Regions from separate parts of the Homo sapiens genome. Here all the other regions are linked to region 2. Evidence: chromatin contacts called from ENCODE Hi-C or POLR2A ChIA-PET data. All regions are on one chromosome and are shown on one strand. The core of a region is the stretch at or near the end of the contact, and the rest is flanking DNA. Distances in the headings are between cores, read along the strand shown.

Region 1 (2,700 bases), core at 151-2,650, 51 kb before region 2:
TATAATCATTATTTGAATGGTTGCATAATATTCCACAGATTCCACAGACTGACCAAACTGTTTTACCTAGTTGTTACCAATGTATTACCTGGATAATAAATTGGATATTTAGGTTGTTTCTAATTCTTTCCTGTTTTCAAGTAACACTGCTGCTAGTAATACCTTTACACAATTTTTCAACATTTAGAATATTGTTTTAGGCTAAGTGTCCAGAAGTGGATTAACAAGAAAGGGTATAAACACTTTAATGGTTCCTGATCTATGTTCCTAAATATCTTTCAGAATGAATTTTTACCAATTTACACAAAAAGGTTTGATTTTACTGGACTCATCAAAATTAAACATTGGCATTTTAAAATTATTTTTTATCAATTAACTCATTTTTTACTTTAATTTAGCTTTCTTTGATTCTTATGTATAATTGAATTAGGTATGAATTTTTTTCATTCTCTATACAATTTATATATATAATTTAAATGCTGTTGTAGGCAGAGAGAGTACTAAAGGAATTGCAGACACTTACCAAAGGATTACTTCCCTAAATGTTAAATAGATTTTACCAAAAGTTAAAATTTGTAATGCTCTTTCGAAAACCAGAAGATCTGAATCAGCTTTCTTGCTTCTGCATTTAATTTAGGATCATTTAATAAAGTACTGGTTGATCTTGAAAGTGTTATATTTGTTATTTTTGGTAACAGAAGGAGAAAGAATAATATACTGGAAGCACCACCATTGCAGATTTGTAACAACGGGCTTGTCTTACAGGAGATTGGGTGAAGCCATTTACATCTCATTACTCTGGTCTTATAAGTAATATTCACTTTGAAGCATTTATTTTATTGTATCTTTTGCCTTCCTCTCCATGCATAAAATGTTTACTTATATGGTTTCCTAAAAAAAAAAAAAACTTTGAAAAATTATTCTAAGAATGGGCACTTGCCACCCAAAGTCACTCACTTGGCAATCGTAAAGAACAGGAAATGCTGAGAGAAAGGATTAGAGAGAGGCAGGCTTACCAACAGAGTTACACAGAATTATCAGGACATATGAAAGGTGAGAATATTCATATCTAAAATTTTGGCTTAAAGAATATGAAACATTGATATTAAGGGCTGGAAGTAATCAGCAGTGCACTTGAGCAGGTAAAGAGAAAGGGGGAGCTGTCAAGGAAAATGGAAGGCTTAGACAAACGGTAGACATTCCATGTTCCTGCAATTAATTGCAAGCCAACCAGAATCTCAACCAGGAACCTGGAGCCAAGTAAAGTAACAAAGCGTACTCAATGTCCTAAACCTCCTGTGTACCTCTGGTGAGGCCAGGGCTTAGTGCTTTCCCAAAATGATCTGTAGATTCACAGAAGCAACACCTGTAACCTTCTGTCAACAAACAAAGCCATGAAAATAGCATTGGCCTTTATGTCCACTGGCCCATGTTCTCGAAAAGTCAACGTGGAACTGAAAGCAAACAAGCACTATGCCAAAAAAAATTAAGTAAGAGGCTTTTGGCACATTTTATGACTTCCCGTATTTTGTGTGTTAAGAGAGCGATTTACTCTTGCTCATTAAAAAATGATTCATCGTTTTCCAACAACAAAAGATAAATTTTTAAAAATGTGGTATATTCATTTAATGGAATATTTATAATCTTTAAAATCCATAAGGACATGGGAAGATTTTTGATGTATTTTCAAGTAAAAAAGAACTGTTATAAACCAGTGGAAATTGTTATATTTTAAAAGTGGGTAAAACCATGAGGCTCATACAGATAGAAAATAAACATATGTCAAAATTTCTATGTAACTCATTATTAGTTATTAAATGAGGGAAACAAGCAGATGTTACAACCAATTCAAAGGAGAAATAAATGAACTGGAAATTTACATGGAGCAAATGAATGTTGAAATAAATTTAAAATGAACACAAAACTGGCTTTTTCCTGGGGATGAAGAGGGAGATTGTCTTTCCAACAGACAGAAGTCATTTGAAAGTCTAGAGACAAGAAGTACTTGCATTTTCAATAATTTGTCAGTAATTCATAAATTACAGAATGGGAAAATAACCCAAGGAAAGACAAAGTCCACATCCCTATAGCAGTGATTCTCAATGTTTCCTTCATTATTGCCTTCCTAAGAAGATTTTTTTCGGATATCTTAACCTAATCTCCCCTACTTAGTGCCCTCAAAATTAAACACTAAGATATAAGGATTTTGTTGGATAGAGTTGAACTTTGGAGGGCTACAAACCATTATAATTACTATGATTCTTTTCTGCCCCTCAGATCGAATTTTTGTCCCCTTTGGGGCAATTGAAAATCCATGTTGTTTAGGACAGACAATCCCCAGAGTCTATTGGAAGGAATATCTAGAATCTCTGTAGCCTGTTTCAAAGCTTTAAATTACCTTTACAATATAATACAATGATATCATTCTTTAAAACCACCACATATATGTGTGTCGGGGGTGGGTGTTAAAGTGTATTGCAGGAATCAGCAAACTACAGCTTACAGGCAGACTCTAACCTGCCCATTTTGAAAACACAGCTTTATTGGTGACACACAGCCACACACACAGTTTCTAATCATCTCCTGTCTTCTGTGGCTGCTTCCATGCCCCAACAGCTGACTTGAGTGGTTGCGACAGAGACCTCAGTGTCCACACAGCCTCAAATATTTATTATTTTTGTCCGTTGAAAGAAAACGCTT
Region 2 (2,771 bases), core at 19-2,518:
ATATTGTTAAATAAAATATGTTATTAAAATTAATTTTACCTGCTTCTTTTCGCTTTTAAAAATGTATTTCTAGAACATTTTAAGTTATAATATGCACTCCCATTATATTTCTACTGGACAGGGCTGTTGTAGACCTTAAGCCCCACGAGGACAAAGCCATTTTGTTCATGACTGTAATCACAGCTACATTAGCACAGGGCCTGGCACATAGTAACTGGATTGGGGACTATATTTTGAAAGAATAAGTTTTTCTAGACACCTGGGATTTAAATCTAGGATTCTCAGGCCAGGGATGGTGGCGAACACCTGTAACCCCAGCACTTTGTGAGGCCCGGGAGTTTGAGACCAGCCTGGACAACATGGCAAAACCCTATCTCTACAAAAAATTAAAAAATCAGCCAGGCATGGTGGCACACATCTGTAGTCCCAGCTACTTGGGAGGCTGAGGTGGGAGTATGACTTGAGCCTAGGAGGCGGAGGTTGCAGTAAGCCAAGATCACACCACTGCTCTCCAGCCTGGGCAACAGCGAGACCCTGTCTCAAAAAAGTAAAAGTAAATGAATAAATAAGTCTAGGATTCTACTTTTTAGAAAAAGAGTAACCAAGGATAAACCATTAAGATGAGGGAGTCAGCAGCTCCCCTCTCCAGCAGTTCGTGCTGTCTGCTTGCCATGGGCATCAGAGCTTCTCTCAGCCTGGGAGACTTCGTTGTGGGACAAGGTCTAAACAGGCTCAGACAGTTTGTCACTGGCTTACATTGATAGCATATCCATCTGAAAGTACTCAACAACTAGGTTTACCTTTCAAATTATGGACAATGCTGGAACAGAAAATAATAAAAGAATCTACATAGCAAGAAAGGATTTAAGGGCAATTCATTTGATCTAAGTCATTTTCACAAATATGATCTCATGAGTAATAGCTCATTTGCTTTTCTCAACCCTTAGTATCAGAAAATTCCTAACCTGAATTCATCATAAGGCAAAACATTTAACATGTGGGAAAACATTTAAATGTGGGAAAGAATAGAGTGTCTAAGAAGTCTAGTGATGTCCTGAAAGACCATTCTTCTTCCACATTATTTGGCTCACTCACATTCACAGACATGACCATCACTGTGAAGTGACTCAGCAATTTCAAGTATCTGTATTGCATTACACCAAGTTCCCATGGTTGGCATTAATAGCACATTGCTTGAGGAAGGAAGAAGCCAAGCTGTCCTGTGATCCTGAAGACTAATCCCACAAGAGAAGCACTGGTTAGTCACAGACAAGAGCACAGGGAATAGAAGCTGTTCAACCACATGTATCAGGTGACAACTGGAAGAGAGTTGCTGAGAGCTGGGATGCCGAGAAGGCAATCTAACACAAAGACTCTTAACACAAACATCCATTTCATCTGAAGCATCAACCACTCCTTACTTGGCAGTATCACTGCCTTCCCCAATGACAATAGGAACAAAAAACATCACTTTAATGAGGTTTACAGAGGCAGAGAAAGCTACCACTCCCTCTTTCTTTCCTCATGTTTCAAAATCCACAGAGCTGAGAGACAACCAGATGGTATAGCCTCAGAAGTGTCACAGTCAGCCTTAAGCTTTCTCAAGAACACAGAAATAGTACTGGGCTAGAAATGAGAAGTTGGGATTCCTATCCCTCCTATTAGGTATTAGTTTGAAAATCACTGAGTTGACATGCGTTAGGCCTGTTGTTCCCAGTGTTGCCTTGTGACTCTGCTCACAGCAAATGACTTAAACAGCAACAGCCATATGACAGGATACTCAGCTTCCCTGTGGCTGAGGCTCCTTTTGTTACAAGAAAGTCTTGGAGGAACACAAGATCCAACAGGATGCCTTCATGTCCATGAGATCTCACCAACCCTACATCTATCTTTCCCCACTTACCCAATAAGGATTCAAATATTTTAGAGTAAAATTAGAGAAAGGAAAAAAAAACTCAGGTTTTTTTTTTGTTTTTGTTTATTTTTTTAAAGATAGGGACATGTAAAAAGGGTACACGAGTCAAAGGCCCTAAGCAGGAACAGATTGAGCAACAAAACAAATAGTAGTATTGGATTTTAACCCATAGACTAAAATAAATACCCATAAGTCCACACTGAATAAGTAAATGAGTGAATAAATAAATTAGGGAGAAGAGACAGCTTTTCCTTACAGAAAAATTTCAGTTAATGAAAATAGAAGAAATAGGGAAATAGAAAACAGCAATTAGAATACCACAATAATAATTACTGCAGGCAAGATCCACAGTTAGATGCTAAAATTAATGGTCAGAAGGTTGAGGAGGAACAGATATTTTTAAAGTCTCAAAATATCTCTCCCAAGATATTTATAAATTTTAAAAGGGAAAATAGTAACCTTACAGAATAGAAACTCAAGAGATACCACCCTAACCAAGAGATCATGGCTAACAGCACCAGTAATAAGATACACTGACGGCCAGGCACAGTGGCTCAGCCTGTAATCCCAGCACTTTGGGAGACTGAGGTGGGCAGATCACGAGTTCAGGAGATCGAGACCATCCTGGCCAACATGGTGAAACCCTGTCTCTACTAAAATACAAAAAATTAGCCAGGTGTGGTGGTGAGCGCCTGTAGTCCCAGCTACTGGGGAGGCTGAGGCAGGGGAATCTCTTGAACTCAGTAGGTGGAGATTGCGGTGAGCCAAGATTGCACCATTGCACTCCAGCCTGGTGACAGAGCAAGACTCCATCTCAAAAAAAAAAAAGATATACTGACATCAAGAATCTCACGTT
Region 3 (2,840 bases), core at 1-2,500, 44 kb after region 2:
TGTCTTTATATATGTCCTGCTGGTCTTGTGTCTCTGGTTGAACCTTGACTAATGCAAGACATAAAATATGCAGAACAGACACTGACACAGTGCTTAGAAGGCTTTTGCTCCTATTTTTGTAGGTGATGGCAGTGGTAGTGGTAATAGTGATGGTGGTGTTATATAACATAAACTGGTGTTTTCCTATTCCTATTGGAAATTTTCCAATGTCCAGTATTCTGTCCCATTGACCCCATAAGTACATTCTTTCTTGTCAGATCATGTGACTCAATGTTTCATTCAAAAAAATGCAGCCACTAAAAATTCTTCACTTAACAGACAGAACAACTCACATTCCAACCCATGTCATATGATTTCCACAGCCCAGTAATTAAAACATGTCCCAGTAGAAATATGTGCTTTAGACAATCATTAGCTTGGAGAAATTTTTCATCCCTTGAGTATTAGAACAAATTCTACATTTACTTTTTTTTTTTTTTTTTTTTTGAGGTGGAGTCTCACTCTGCAGTCAGGCTGGAATGCAGTGGCGCCATCTCAGCTCACTGCAACCTCCATCTCCCAGGTTCAAGCGATTCTCCTGTGTCAGCCTCCTGAGTAGCTGGGACTACAGGTGCACACCACCATGACCAGCTAATTTTTGTATTTTTAGTAGAGACGGGGTTTCACCATGTTGGCCAGGATGGTCTCAGTCTCTTGACCTGGTGATCCGCCTGCCTCAGCCTCCCAAAGTGCTGGGATTACAGGTGTGAGCCACTGCGCCTGGCCTCTACATTTACGTTTATGTTTTTTTTTAAAGCCTAAGAATTATAGTATTTCCTTCCACTTGTTCTTGTATTTTCAACATTCTTTCAAATACATTAATTTTCACCTCTTCCTTTCTTCCTCTGCTATTTTCCACTTAACATGGCAGAATTATTTCAACTCCATGAAGCTATCTGCATACAGCAATTAATTCTCTGCTAATAGATTTATTCTATCTGTAACTGACACAAGTTTGTGGCAACAGCCACACAAGCAACTCTTAGACCTGATGACATCACATTTTCCACTGACCTAAATGTCTCATGCAAATTTGAAATACAAGATTGTTTTCACTTTTTTTTTCTAATAAGTCTCCATTACTTCATGACTACTTTGTCCTCCAGAAGTATGCTTTACTGGTTCATTTGACAGACACTTATCAAGCACCTGCTATGAGCAAAAAGAATGTGTCACCTCTCCTATTCTCATGGTGTTTTCAACATATATGAGAGATAAACACAAATAACTCTATTAGTTAGAAGATGTTGATAACTGTCATGAGGGTGGTTCAGACAGTGTAACAGTGATTCTGAGAAGTGAAATGTCACTTCTGGTTGATTGGGTGATTACATTGAGAATAGCCTAATGACAGCTTCTGAGATAATTCTTAGAATGTCTAGGATTTCAACAGGCTGACAAGGAAGTAAGAACCATTCCCGAGAATGAGAATAGCACATGAGCACTGAAAATGACTCATTTTATACATGAGGAAAGCAGACAAGAATTGGCCCAAGGGCATGCAGCTAGTCAGTCACAATAAGAACCTCTAGCTGGTGGACCTCTAGCTGAGGCCAGAAACCCCAAGGAAGCTCATATAACACCTTTCATCTGTAGCTTCTCCACTCCTTCTAGTTATAGTATGGGACAGAGACCTGAACTTCTGGGCCTTCCATGAAGAGGCCATCAAAATGAATTTCTCATGCTTTATTCCCTTTTAACTCAACCACTCTCAGAAGCCTAAGACCCTATCATTCATCCACCCATCTCCCTCCGGTCTGGATCCCATACTCCTCCATTCATTCCCCCCACCTTCTCTATCCTCTCCTTTACTGGGCTACTGGGGACTCCCAGTTGGTGTTCATCTTCTTTTCATAACTGAAACCTTTTCCTTCCTATAACCACAAGCAAGGGTTGCTTTTTTCTTAATAACCCATGAACCTAGAGCCTGGTTGATGTCTTCCTAGCTCCTAGTACCATTTTCAAAGCTTTCTTTTGCCTCTCCTTCTTTAAAATATCCAGCTCATATCATTAGACCACAATTCACTCACATCTCCCTCCTTGTGGATGGTATATATCAACCTCCTGACCACTCCTCCACTCACTGGTGACATTTTTTCCAGTCCATTACCTTCATGTCCTCACTGCCATCTGTGCCCAGACACCTGCTTGCATGCAAACTCCTTTAATTACTTTCTGCCCCTTCCCTCCTTCTGACTTCCCCAGAAAACCTTCAAACCTGATTAAATTTAACTCTGGCCAAATTCTTGTAACTGAATTTTGCTAAAGAAAACCACTCAATGCCACTAAATAGTTCCACCATAAATTCATGACTCAGAGTCATGAATGGATATTTGACACTTCCCCAGTGTGCTTGTTTTCCAGCTCTCATAGACAGCTATTTTATTCTTTCTCTTCCTCAGACATCTCTGTCTCATCCCAGCTGTTGAACTTACCTCCTATTTTCCTGAGAAATTAGAAGCAATTTAAATGGAGTTACCTTATCTTCTCATCACCAAATCTATATATCTCCTTTCTTCTGTGCGTCTGCTTTCTACCTTCTTTCCTGAAGTTACTAAGGTAGATGTGTCCTTTCTTCCAAAAAAGCCCACCTACTCTACTTAGATCTCTGAATCTATGTTCTCCCACTACTTTGCAATTATACCCTCTCTGTCCTATATCACTGTATTTCTCCCATGCTTCTGAATCAGTTGCATCAGATCTAGTTTCTCTATTTAGAAAAATCACCCTCCCTTGACCCAATATGCTATCTAGTTATTACCCCATTTCTTTCCTTCTCTTTATAGCAAACACCTCAAAAG
Region 4 (2,700 bases), core at 26-2,525, 63 kb after region 2:
AATAGATAGACCCACATAATGTATTAACAGAGTTCATCTTTGTCATTTGGGCCAGAGACTAAAAGAAGTATGGTACAGATTCCAAAAAGATTTTCTTCAAAATTGTCATTTTTGTGTTTATTCACATTCTTAATTAGCCTTCACAGATATACATTCAGTTTCTTTTAGGAAAGTTTTGAGGTTATTTTAAAAGAACTGCAACATCATAAAGAATGCCATATGATTTAGTCAAGGTATTTCTTTTCCCCCACGTTGTCAGTGGCTATTTCTCTCTCATCCATGAGCCCACACACTGAGAAAAATATGCATTTCTCACACCCTGGTGTGTGACCACTCCCTACACATTGGGGCCATACGTTGGCAGATGGTTATTCCATCACCCCACCTAGAAAGAAAACAAATGACTACCATTCAAAGAAAATGAAGGGTTTTAAGTGAAATGGTATAAAAATAATTACCTAGATCATTTCTTTCCTATAATTTGTAACATTCTATTTGACCCAGAACAGAGTGTGATGCATATTTCTTCCTTTTGAGGAAGCTATCTCTGTTGCCACTCATTCGTATACAATCATGCTGATTCTTCTCCATCTCAGCATCCTCTGTTTCATTCCTGTGCAGAACTCTTGTTGATTATAGACTGACCTATTGGAAACATTGGGAGGGTTCCCTTCCTCACCATATGTGTCCCAGTGGTCTGAAATTATATCCTTAGTTATAATTTGTTTTAGGATCTTAAAGGCTTTTTTTGTTTTCAGTCTCCAACAATCTCATGAAAAGTCAAGAGTAAATCCAAGAAGCTGCTAGCACCCTGAGAGTGTGGAGATAGCCTGCCATGCTAGGGGAAGGAATCCAGCGGAAGGAAGGCAGAGGAGAGAGGGCAGTGACAGAAATCTTACTGGAGGACAAATTTAATCTGACTTCAATACAAAAGCATTTCTACAGGCTACTCAGCACTTTATTTACTGCTGTTGAACTCTCCTTTACATTCACATTTAAGCCAAAACAATGACAAACAAAAATACCAAAGTTATAAACACACTGGAGTCAGTAGTAAGAAAAAAAGACGGATATTTTCCTTCTAGAGGCCCAAAAAAGAGATAAGGTAAAAGAAAAAAGGTTGGGGAGCTTAAGAACTTTAGTAGCGGCAGGGACAGAAGTGTGTTGTTTTACTGAACTATGTATGGCTGGCCAGTGTGCTTTCCTTTGTTTGTTCTCCACACTTCCCTCCCCAATTGCACCACATCCCTTACACTAAAAACCCCAATAGCACCTTCCCCAATTGCACCACATCCCTTATACTAAAAACCCCAATAGCACCTTCCCCAATTGCACCACATCCCTTACACTAAAAACCCCAATAGCACCTTCCCCAATTGCACCACATCCCTTACACAAAAAGCAAAAACTTCTGATCAAAATGTTGTAGAGCCTGAAAGGTCAAAAGAAGGATCTCAAAGACTCCACCACCAAACAATGAAGCAATCACTGTAGCCTTGTGCCCCCAGCCCAGAGCCTCACATTCAGAGAAGTAAGTATTAATACCTTCAAGGAAGAACCAAAACACCCTTCTTTCTGTAAGCCCCATGAGAAGCTCATCCAGGCTGGTCCTGGGCAAAGCTGGAAGGGAGAGAACCTAAAGATCTGGCCCATCTGTCCTTCACTGCCGGCTTCCCTGCAGTCCTTTTCCAGAAACCACACCCCACATTCTCAGCCTATCAACAGCGTCCTGGTGACCAGGTACATTCTCATTCTATCATGAGATTGCTGAAAACTAAAGAAGGCATCAAGACCCCCACATGAATTTCTACTGATACAATTTCAGACCTGTGCAGGAAAATATTTAAGACAGAAAACGCTTTCTCGAGAGGGTGCCTTCAAAGTTCCCGGAGCTCTTGTCCCTCAGCTGACTCTCACAAACCTGAAACCAAGTGACCCGGCAGCTGCGGGCTCCTCCATTGACTCAGGCTTCATCAGAGAGCACCATAAGTGCCGTATCTCCTGCTTCAGACCACCTGAGGACCATTCTACCTGTATTATTCATCTGCTAGGGCTGCCATAACAGAATATCACAATCCTAGCACATAAAATATGGAAGAGGTCCTCCACAATGGAGAAAACTATTGGGGATATGCCTTCTGGAGTTTGATCAAGGAAGATGGACACAAACAGAAAAGAAAAACAGTCCAGAGGAAGCTGAAGGGTCTCCTACATTGCACCAGATGCTGCAGATGGGGAGGACCATTCCACTGGATGCATTCGGGACTGTAAACAGCAGACTGTGAGTGCGGCAGGCAGGGATCACCCAGGCTTGACAACTCAACAGAGTGAGTAATCTGCTGTTCTCCCAGACCCAGCAAGAGCATCCGGCATTACTTTAGGGCTGTTTCTCATTTAAAGCAGCCAAGCCACTCTTTTTTATTTTTGTTTACTTTCAGTAGTAATAACAATAATAGTAGTAACAAAAATTGTACCACCTATTGAACACTTGCTGTATAGCAAGCATTGGTTTAATTGCTGTGTATACTTTGTCCCATTTAATTCTCACATTATCTCTATTTTATATAGGAAGAAATTGAAGCAGAGAGAAGTTAGATTAGTTATCCAAGGTCACACAGCTAGTAAGAATAAGAGCCAGTATTTAAACCAGCAACTTTGACTACAGAGTGCTTAGCTACTTCTCTTCATCATTCTACCCTC

The links. Hi-C counts contacts between places; a loop is a spot of excess contacts on that map. ChIA-PET counts read pairs that join two places held with the same protein, here RNA polymerase II (POLR2A). Pooled maps may share reads with other maps.
Region 1: a map of heart right ventricle shows a loop between it and region 2 (2.0-fold over the local background). The contact joins two enhancer-like sites. A Hi-C loop is called at or near these places in 1 of 168 maps with a recorded cell type or tissue (heart right ventricle) and 2 of 50 pooled maps. POLR2A ChIA-PET finds 5 or more read pairs at or near these places in 3 of 52 experiments (CD8-positive, alpha-beta T cell, HEK293 and OCI-LY7).
Region 3: a loop to region 2 is called in a map of chondrocyte, with 2.6 times the contacts of the local background. The contact joins two enhancer-like sites. A Hi-C loop is called at or near these places in 4 of 168 maps with a recorded cell type or tissue (chondrocyte, posterior vena cava, psoas muscle and 1 more) and 4 of 50 pooled maps. POLR2A ChIA-PET finds 5 or more read pairs at or near these places in 1 of 52 experiments (OCI-LY7).
Region 4: a map of SK-MEL-5 shows a loop between it and region 2 (4-fold over the local background). The contact joins two enhancer-like sites. A Hi-C loop is called at or near these places in 2 of 168 maps with a recorded cell type or tissue (MCF 10A and SK-MEL-5). POLR2A ChIA-PET finds 5 or more read pairs at or near these places in 1 of 52 experiments (activated T-cell).

What each region holds. Positions count from the first base shown.
Region 1 is chr1:185,533,696-185,536,395 of GRCh38, reverse strand. All of the region lies in intron 1 of LOC107985239 (a long non-coding RNA gene), which reads right to left. Among named protein-coding and RNA genes, the nearest start is that of LINC01350, 93 kb to the left of the region's middle. Within about 2 kb of position 1,400, at least 4 of the 41 ENCODE cell types and tissues checked have a DNase peak (open chromatin) inside an H3K27ac peak, as active enhancers do.
Region 2 is chr1:185,482,713-185,485,483 of GRCh38, reverse strand. All of the region lies in intron 1 of LOC107985239 (a long non-coding RNA gene), which reads right to left. Among named protein-coding and RNA genes, the nearest start is that of LINC01350, 140 kb to the left of the region's middle. Within about 2 kb of position 1,268, at least 5 of the 41 ENCODE cell types and tissues checked have a DNase peak (open chromatin) inside an H3K27ac peak, as active enhancers do.
Region 3 is chr1:185,438,546-185,441,385 of GRCh38, reverse strand. No RefSeq gene overlaps it. Among named protein-coding and RNA genes, the nearest start is that of CBSLR, 120 kb to the right of the region's middle. RefSeq lists an enhancer at 1,320-1,369. Within about 2 kb of position 1,250, at least 6 of the 41 ENCODE cell types and tissues checked have a DNase peak (open chromatin) inside an H3K27ac peak, as active enhancers do.
Region 4 is chr1:185,419,531-185,422,230 of GRCh38, reverse strand. No RefSeq gene overlaps it. Among named protein-coding and RNA genes, the nearest start is that of CBSLR, 100 kb to the right of the region's middle. Within about 2 kb of position 1,275, at least 3 of the 41 ENCODE cell types and tissues checked have a DNase peak (open chromatin) inside an H3K27ac peak, as active enhancers do.